2 separate regions of the Homo sapiens genome follow, and region 1 is linked to region 2. Evidence: chromatin contacts called from ENCODE Hi-C or POLR2A ChIA-PET data. All regions are on one chromosome and are shown on one strand. The core of a region is the stretch at or near the end of the contact, and the rest is flanking DNA. Distances in the headings are between cores, read along the strand shown.

What was found. A loop is a pair of places that touch in the nucleus more often than their neighbours do. ChIA-PET counts read pairs that join two places held with the same protein, here RNA polymerase II (POLR2A).
Region 1: a map of chondrocyte shows a loop between it and region 2 (7-fold over the local background). The contact joins two enhancer-like sites. A Hi-C loop is called at or near these places in 2 of 168 maps with a recorded cell type or tissue (aorta and chondrocyte). POLR2A ChIA-PET finds 5 or more read pairs at or near these places in 1 of 52 experiments (AG04449).

Annotation. Positions count from the first base shown.
Region 1 is chr14:99,216,538-99,221,357 of GRCh38, reverse strand. The region is part of intron 3 of BCL11B (BCL11 transcription factor B); the gene reads left to right. Among named protein-coding and RNA genes, the nearest start is that of BCL11B, 53 kb to the left of the region's middle. Within about 2 kb of position 2,762, at least 2 of the 41 ENCODE cell types and tissues checked have a DNase peak (open chromatin) inside an H3K27ac peak, as active enhancers do.
Region 2 is chr14:99,036,811-99,041,689 of GRCh38, reverse strand. The region is part of intron 1 of LOC107984696 (a long non-coding RNA gene); the gene reads left to right. Among named protein-coding and RNA genes, the nearest start is that of BCL11B, 230 kb to the left of the region's middle. RefSeq lists an enhancer at 2,770-3,270. Within about 2 kb of position 3,115, at least 5 of the 41 ENCODE cell types and tissues checked have a DNase peak (open chromatin) inside an H3K27ac peak, as active enhancers do.

The DNA of each region.
Region 1 (4,820 bases), core at 1,513-4,012, 180 kb before region 2:
TTCATAAAACTGGACATTTTAAATGATTGCCTTTGTTAAGAAGTGAGGAATAGCTAGTGGGGCAAGGCCCACTGGGTGCGTGAGTCTGCTCTTGGTGTTGTATTTAACCAGTTCTGACTCAAGTTCTTTTGCATGAATTTCCTTGGGTTTTATTAGCCAACTCAGTTATTAACATTTTAATCTTAAAAAATACCTTTGATCAGGCCAGTCGCGGTGGCTCACGCCTGTAATCCCAGCACTTTGGGAGGCTGAGGCAGGCAGGCGGATCACAAGGTCAAGAGATCAAGACCATCCTGGCCAACATGTTGAAACCCCATCTCTATTAAAAATATAAAAAAATGTAGCTGGGCGTGGTGGCGGGCGCCTATAGTCCCAGCTACTTGGGAGGCTGAGGCAGGAGAATCGCTTGAACCCGGGAGGTGGAGGTTGCAGTGAGCCGAGATCACAGCATTGCACTCCAGCCTGGGCAACAGAGCGAGATGCTGTCTAAAAATAAAAAAAATAAATAAAATAAAAAATACCATTGATCAAGGGTCCACTGTGTGCTGTGGGCTTTCTGTGTATCTCCAGTGATTCTCACAATGCTTCGATTGTGAGTTTTTTTAATTGTGGTAAGATAAACATTAGATTTACCATTTTAACAATTTTTAAGTGCACAGTTCGGTGGCAATAAGTACATTGCAATTGTTATGCAGCCATCACCACCGTCCATCTCCAGAGCTTTTCCATCATCCCAAACAGAGCTCTGGCACCATTAAACACTAACTTCCCATTTCCCCTCTCCCCAGCCCCCCATTCTCCGTTCTGTCTCTCTGAATGTGACTACTCTAGGTTCCTTAGGTAAGTGGAATCATACAGTGCTTGTCCTTTTGTACCTAGCTCATTTCACTTAGTATAGTGTCTTCGAGGTCCATCCATGTTGTAGCACGTGTTACAATCTCCTTCCTTCTTGAGGCTGAATAATATTCTATCATATGGATAGACCACATTTTGCTTATCCACCCATCCATTGATGGACAGTTGGGCTGCTTTTGGCTATTGTGAATGGCACAGCTAAGAACGTGGGTGGACAATAATCTGTTTGAATCCTTGCTTTCAGTTCTTTTGGAGTTTCTGCGGAAGTGGAGTTTCTGCGTCAAAGGGTAATCCTATATTTAATTTTTTGAGGAATTGCCAAACCGTTTTCTATAGTGGCTACGCTGTTTTACATTCTCACCAACAGTGCACAGAGGTTCTCATTTCTCCGCATCCTTATCTGACTGTTGGGTAATTTTAGTGTTTTTTGGACTGTTGGAGTTGATAGCCAAGGAACCTGCCTCTCAGGGATGTGGCAACAACTGGTCCAAGTTAGGTGGGTAATAAACCTGAGGGCGGTTTGAATCCAGCCTCAGCCAGCCTAGGTGTGGCCCTATAGTCACCACTGGACTGCTGGGGGCTACCACCTTCAGTATATTTTAGTTGAGGGTCTTGAATCCCCTTTGTCTTGGAAATGGTTGCCCATGGCAGTTCTCAGTTCTGTCTCCCAGGACAGCTTTTTTTTTTTTAATTTTTATTTTTTATCTTTATTTTTTATAACAAAGCTAAACATTTAGCTACCTTGATAGCTTGGGGAAGAAAATTCTACAAATGGACAATTTTCATTGTTCTTTCTGTTGTGTCTTCAGGGTGTTGATTTGAGTGTGACTTAGCAGAAGGAGCCCCGTATTTGGAATCAGAATCCCTAGGAGCGAGATAGAGCTCACTCGGTGTCCTGTGCACGCTTTGGCCCTCTCTGAGCCTTGTGGGGTCTCCCTGCCTGATGGGAATCATCACACTGGTTTTGCTTCCTTGGCTGGGCGGGGAGGGACTGGGGACAGGGAATCTCAAGGGAGTGGCCTTGGGTCCTTTGTATATCGGGATGGTAATTGCGATGATTCTTATTAGTGGTTGTGCTTTCTCTCTATTGTCCTGTATTGGTGTCCCAGGGCTGCCGTAGCAAATGGGCACAGACTGGGTAGCCTAAGACAATAAGAAATTGATTCTGTGGTCGGGTGCGGTGGCTCACGCCTGTAATCCCAGCACTTTGGGAGGCTGAGGTGGGTGGATCTCTTGAGCCCAGCAGTTCAAGACCAGCCTGGGCAACATGGCGAAACCCATTCTCTAAAAAAATTAGCCAAGAATGGTGGCATACACCTGTAATCCCAGCTACTGGGGAGGTGGAGGCAGGAGGAGCCCTTGAGCCCAGGGAGGTTGAGGCTGCCATGAGCCGAGATCGTGCCACTGCACTCCAGCCTTGGGCAACACAGTGAGACCCTGTCTCAAAAAAAAAAAAAGAAGAAATAAAAAAAAGAAAAGAAATGTATTTTCTCACAGTTTGGGAGGCCACAGGTCCAAGATGGAGGGGTCGGCAGGGCCGTGCTCCCTGATTCCCTGCCTCTGTGGGCACACAGCTTTCTCCTCTGGGTTTGACTTCTCTTCTGAACAATTAAAATAAAAAAGACAATTGTCTTTGGATTCAGGACCCACCTAGACCATCCAGAATGATCTCATCAACAGCCTTCACTTAGTCACACCTGCAGTGACCTTGCCCCTAAATAAGCTCACATTTACAGGTCCTGGGATCTAGCTGTGGACAGCTTATTTCAGGTGGCTCCATCCAATCTTCTCTGCATGCCTCTTGCTGGATTCTAGGCCCTTCCAGGGCAGGAAACCCAGCTGGTCTCGGTGAACTGAGGTCTGGGACAGGTTCAGGCACTTACAGGGGATTCCCCAAATGTCTCCTGCATTGAAGCTGGAGCTGGCTTTTGACAAGATGGACACATGTTCCTTTTTTTCTCAGGAATGTGGTGATTCTGAAATGCCTGGCCCTTCGGCTAGCACTCAGACTTCTGTGTTTATGGAAGGCAGTGTGGTCACATGTGGCCCCCAGCTCTGCCCCCATGCTGAGTCAGAACACAACTATTAACGATAGGGCGGGGAGATGGCTTAAAAAAATCTGTGGCCGGGCGCAGTGGCTCATGCCTGTAATCCCAGCACTTTGGGAGGCCGAGGCGGGCGGATCACGAGGTCAGGGGATCGAGACCATCCTGGCTAACATGGTGAAACCCTGTCTCTAGTAAAAATACAAAAAAAAAAAAAAAAAAAAATTAGCCAGGCATGGTGGCGGGTGCCTGTAGTCCCAGCTACTTGGGAGGCTGAGGCAGGAGAATGGCGTGAACCTGGGAGGCGGAGCTTGAAGTGAGCTGAGATCGCGCCACTGCACTCTAGCCTGGGCAACAGAGTGAGACTCTGTCTCAAAAAAAAAAAAAAAAAAAAAACCTGCAATGATTATTATGAGAATTAACAGAGTTGAATAGGAGCTAAAAATAACTGGACACACACTTGCCTATAATCCAGATTTTAAAAGAAAATATAATTATTTTTGTAAACTGGCTCTGAGAAGCCAGAAATATTTTTAGTTTGCATCTTTTAAGACATGGTGCATGTTTTCAGGGAGTGGAGTTCGGAGCCCACTGGCATGTGATGATGTCACCAAGTCAGAGCACACCTGAAGCCTGTGGGGACGGGGTGGTGGCAGGCGGCGGGGTCAGAGGTTAAGGAGCCCAGTTCTGAGCACCATTTGTCTGAGCATGCATTTGAGGAGAGGTGTTCCACCAGCCTACCGTGGCTTCTGTAGGTGCTGGAGCCTGGGGTGTCCTGGCTACCCCCAGTCTGGAAGCCAGTAGCATTGAGAGAACAGCAGCTGGCTCAGCTCAGAGGCCAGGGGGTGGGGGTTCCCCCTGGATAAGGTGGACCTGACAGGGTCTGAGCGGACCTGCAAGAAATAACCAAGACTTGAGGGAAAACATTCCACGGCTTTTTCATTTGGAGCCAAACATTGCCTCATGTAATTTTCTCCCTGGTTTTTCCCATTGCCTCTGCCAGGGTCCTTGGGCCTGGCACAGACCCGTAATAAAAGGCCGTGTGTGTGTGTGTGTGTGTGTGTGTGTGTGTCTGTATGTGTGTGTATATTTGTACTCGTGAGAGTGTATATGTGCATATATGTGCATGCGTGTACACGTGTATATGTAAGTGTATGTATTTGTGAGTGTGTTTGTATGTGAGTATTTGCATATGTCAGCATATGTGTATGTGTGGATGTGCATATGTGTACATGTCTGAGTGTATATGTGAGCATGCATGTGTATACATGTGAGGGTATATATACATATTTGTATATATGTGTGCATATACATACGTATTTGTGTGTGCACATATGTGTATGTGTATTTGCATGTCAGTGTGTGAATGTGGGGGTGTGCATGTGTGTACATGACTAAGTGTATATATGTGCATGCATGTGTATATGTGTAGATGTGAGAGCATATGTGCATATGTATTTGTACATACACGCGTATTTGTGTGTATGCACACACGTGTGTGCAGATGTGTGTACACATGTGGATATTTGTGCATGTGAGTACATATGTATATGTCTGAGTGTATATGGTATCTGTGCACATATGTGTATGTATGCGTGTGTGTGTGTATGAGTGTTTTTGTGTGTGAGCATGTATGTGCATATGTGCATGTTGAGTGTATATGTGTATGTGTCTGTGTGCAGTCCAGGGAGAACTATCAGCACAGAACAGGCCCCTCCCAGCCTCCCAAGCTCTGTGTTTATGGTGAGGGCACTTGTGATTATTTTTCTTCCCTGAACTTTCTGATTCTTCCTGGATTTGTGGTGTGTGTCCATCCTGAGGCCTGCTGAGGCCTTTGAGGGCGAGTCTCTCTCTAGAGCTGAATTCACCTTCTTAGTACCTCCTGGGGGAGACTGAGCCCCCGCCCCCAATCTCAGAGGG
Region 2 (4,879 bases), core at 1,866-4,365:
CAGGCACCACTCATGCAGATGTTACCACAGAGATGGTGTGGAGCTGTGTCCATGGTGGCTGGAGGTACGGAGCCAGGCTGGGGAGAGGTGGGAGGCCAGCAGAGGCTTTTCAGAGGAGGGCCTGCTTGAAGGATGGAGCAGGAGTCGAACAGGCAGAGGAGGAGGTAAGAAGGTTCCAGGCAGCAGCACGTGCAAAGGCCCTAAGGAATAAGGAGGCACTCACATTGAGAAGCCCAGTCTGGCCAGAGTGCAGAGGGTGAAAGGCCTTGGCTGAATGAGATGTGAGGTGGGAAAGGGCAGTGTGGGCCAGCATCTGCAGGGGCTTGGGCTCCTGGCAAAGGAATTTGCCGGAGTGGGTGGATAAGGGGGTTTGCTGCTGGGTGTCCAGGGGTCAGATGGAGGCTTTGGAAGGTCCTTGGTGCAGCAGACCTGCCCTGAATGGGAGGGGGAACAGTGCAGGGGGGCTGGTTGGGGGTCAGTATGGTTTTCACCGGGAGCCACGGTGGCGGCCTCCACAGATGCATGAAGGACAATAGACTTAATTATGTCACTGTCCTTTGCAGTCTCCGAAGGAAATAACAAAAACCACAGGGGAAGGCCTGCAGTCCTCGGGGAAGACGAACAGTTCTGTCTAAAGGCTGACTTTATTTTCACACTCCAAGCTCCCACTCCTATCACTGAGGTGGTTTGGGGGTGGGGCAATGGCCTAGGCACATGCCGTGCCCACCTGCAGGAGGGGAGTGGGTCCCCAGACACCCTTGTGGTTGCTCCCCGACCGAGCAGGGAGAAGGAGTGCGAAGGAGGCTGGCGGGAGGGCTCGGAAGTTGGCCGAATGGAGGAGTTTCCACATGCAGGCCACGCCGGCCCGAGTGTTCCTCTGCCTCTGGCCACTGATGGCCAGATCCATGGGCTTCCGTCCTGGCGCAAGCATATCAGCCATCAGAGGGCACCCACGAAGGCCTTCGCTCCTGACATCGGCCTTTTATATAACGTGCTGCAGCCATAATAGAATTCTCCTTAAATTTCAAACAGAAATTTTCATCTGAAGTGTTTTGGGAAGGGTATTATTACGGAGCTTCTAATTCCCACTGCCGCTAAGTACGTATTAATAACAAGGAGAGGTATAGAAACTGCAGCTCCAGCCAACAGCACTTGACATTTAGTAGATGAATTAACGTTTATAGTGAAATGGGTTTTTAGCTAGTAATATTAGAGGTCTTTGTTCCCAGCTTTTCTTTCGCGGTGCCTTCGTTCTCGCCGTGTCTCTGTCTCCTCTGCTCCCTTTCCTCCCTCTTGGCGTCGGGCGTCTTTGTGTCATGCATTTGCGTGCTCTCCCTGCCTCTTGTTTTTCCCGGCACGAGCCCAGCTCACATGCTCTCTGGAGCAGTCCCCCAGCATTGGCGCTGAGCTCTGGTAAGAGAGGCAGGGGACAGGGAGGTGAGTGACAGGCTGCACTGATCCCCCGTCCATCCCTGTCTGCAGCCAGGCTCCCGGGAAGGCGCTGGGCATCGGAATTGGGCTGCGGCTCTGCTACAGGTCCTCATGGCTGGCCAGGCTGCTCTGCTCACCTCTCTGAGCTGAAACTTGCCTTCTCTCCAACGGGGAATTACCTACCACTTATAATTGTGAATCTATGAAGTGAAGTGATGCAGCCTGACTTCTACAGGCTCTGGCACTTGGAGATGATTCTTAAATGCAGTTTTCTCCCAGTCTGTCCTCTCCGGGATCAGGACTCAGGAGCTGGCCCAGGGTATGAGCACTGGACGGGGAGCAGGAACCCTGGTTTGGACCCAGCCCGGTGACCCACTCACCTCGGGACCCTAAGAGAGGTGCTTTTCTGCCTTGGCCCTCAGTGGCCCATCTGTGAAATGAACTGGGTTAAGGACACATGTAGCGAGTCCTTTTCAGGTCTTCATTAGAGAGTCGCGACTGGGCAGCCACAGAGGACGGAGGATGGGAAGGAGAGGAAAGACTCAAAGGCCAGCAAGGAGAGAGCAGGCATCCAGCACTGGGGCCAAGATTTTACTTCCATCCTTCTCCAGGTTCTTACCCAGCCTCTGCCCCCACCAAATCTTTCCCAAGGGCAGGTCGTGCCAGCCCTGTAGCCTGTAGGGAGGAGAAAGGCCCCAGGCCACCCAGTTGAAACTGTAGTTGAGGCAGGAGGGTAGAGGGTGAGGGGAAGGCAGGCAGACGCTGCTAGTCCAGCTGTGAGGCCCACCAGGGAAGAGGTAGGACGGACAGACACGCTGTGCCCCCCAGGGGCCTCCTCTTCCCCTGGTTGTTGGGACCATCTCCTCTGTGTGAGCTGTGAGAAGCAACTGTGTCATCTCATGGTACTCTGGCCCCTCATTCCTCAGGGCAGATACAGAGACCCCAGTGGGGCACCCTAAGACCCTGGGGGGTGGGTAGGAGATGGGTCCACTTGATAGAAGGAATGTAGGTTCCTTGCAGCCAGGCCAGCCCCCCACTCACCTCCCCTTCTCTACCACGGACGGAGGTGTGAGTCAGAAGTAAATTCTGGCTGTATTGAGACCCTGAGATTTGAGGTTGTCTGTTATAGCACCTAGAATACCCTAAGGAATACGGGGAGAGGGAACCCCAGGGGGCGAAAGTTGACATGGATTAATTGTGAAAATCCATTTCTTATCAAACAGGATTATTTTGGGTACAAGTGACAGAAACCCCACTTGAAATGGCTTAAGGATAAAATGGAATGCATTAAAGTCCAAGGAGATAAGTCTAGCTTCAGGCATGGCTGGATCCAGATGTTCAGACACAGTGACAATCACCCCCACCTGACTCTCCCTCTCCCTCTCCCTCTCCTTCTCCCTCTCTCTCTCTCCCTCTTTCTCTCTCTCCCTGACATATCCCCACACTTCTGCTTTTCTCTGTGTTGGCTTCATTTGCTACAAGGTGGCAGAGATGGCACAAGCAGCTCCAAACTTAGCAGCTCATTCAGCCTTGAGGAAGGAGGCAGCACATTTCTCAGTCATTCCAGCTAAGGGTCTGGAGTATACTTCCTGTGACTGACTCACTTCGGCTTCATGTCTGTCTCTGAGGCCATCTACGGTCATTTGGTGGTCAGGCTCTCGTTGGCCAGGCCTGGGTCATGTGCCCACCTTGGAGCTGGGGATGGGGCAGCCTTGGCCAACCCACATGGCCCAGGCATAGTTAAGGGGAGGGTGGCTGGTCAGACGAAAACACATCCATCACCCACCATGCCTGGCCCATTATTGTGCTTTCCCATCATGCTCTGCATTTGTGGGGGGCCATTAGGGTGGTTAAGTAAGGGACCTGGTCAAGGAGAATGTGGCCCTCATCCCTGTCCCCTGTCCTGTCCCTGTCCCCTGTCCTGTCCCTGTCCCGTGTGTGTGTGTGTGGCTTGGGGAACAGATAGACAAACTTTCATTGTCAGATCTTACGGAAGGAACTTCCTTTCTTCCAGCTGCATCACATCCGGTGCAGTCTCTGGGAGGGGCGGAGGAGTCTCCTTTATTGAATGTGTTTTTCTGTCCTGCAGAGAGGCCACATCAGTGGTGTCAGGGTTGGATTCCCATCCTTGCCCTGCTTCTTACAGCACATGCATCCCTGGCCCGGCCACTTCGCCTCACTCCCTTTGCAGGCCCTTGAGAAGACCAAGCTGGGTCTGAGCTCTGGCTGCCCCGGGCCCTGGGAGAGGCTCAGGGCCTGTCGGAGACTCTGCCTTCCCCAGCCTCAGATGGTCCCCTGTCGGGGAGATGGGGAACTGCTTTCTTTTTTTTAAACCAATGCTTAAAATGGTGGTGAAATAGACATAGAATTGACCATCTCAGCAGTTTTTCAGTAGCATCAAGTACATTCACATTGTTGTGTCCCATGAATGGTACATCCATCTAGAATACCCTAAGGAATACGGGGAGAGGGAACCCCAGGGGGCGAAAGTTGACATGGATTAATTGTGAAAATCCATTTCTTATCAAACAGGATTATTTTGGGTACAAGTGACAGAAACCCCACTTGAAATGGCTTAAGGATAAAATGGAATGCATTAAAGTCCAAGGAGATAAGTCTAGCTTCAGGCATGGCTGGATCCAGGTGTTCAGACACAGTGACAATCACCCCCACCTGACTCTCCCTCTCCCTCTCTCTCTCTCCCTCTTTCTCTCTCTCCCTGACATATCCCCACACTTCTGCTTTTCTCTGTGTTGGCTTCATTTGCTACAAGGAGTTCTCCTTTCGTCCTCCCAAACAGAAACTCTGTCCCCATTAAATAACACCTCCCCATTCCCCACTCCCCCAGCCCCTGGAAGTCTCCATTCTGGTTTCTGTCTATGATTTTGACCACTTTGGGTATCTTGTATAAATGGAGTCTTACAGTATTTATCCTTTTGTGTCTGGCTTATTTCACCTAGCATAGTGTTTTCAAGGTTCACCCACGTTGTAGAACACACCAGAATCTCCTTCCTTTTTAAGGCGGAACCATATTCCACTGTACATATACACCATGTCTTATTTACTCATTCATCTGTCCAGGGACTCTGGCGCTGCTTCCGCTGTCTTTGGGCCTTTCGGCTATTGTGAAAAGCGCGGCTGTGTGCACGGGTGTGCAAATATCTGTTGGAGATGCTGCCTCTCATTTTCTGGGTGTATACCCAGAAGCGGAAGTGCTGGGACCAATGATCATGCTATTTTTAGTTTTTTGAGGAACTGCCATTCTGTGGGAACAGTTTTTAAAAGCCCTTGGTTCCATCAGCAAGGGTTGATAAATCAGGGCAAAAAAAAAAGATGAAGGAAAAAAGAAGAGGCCCTACTTTTGGGGGCTGAGATGGCAGCGGTGACAGGGAAAAGGATGTATTTTGACTAGCAAGCCAAGCAAGCGTCATCCAGGTGCTGGGCAGGG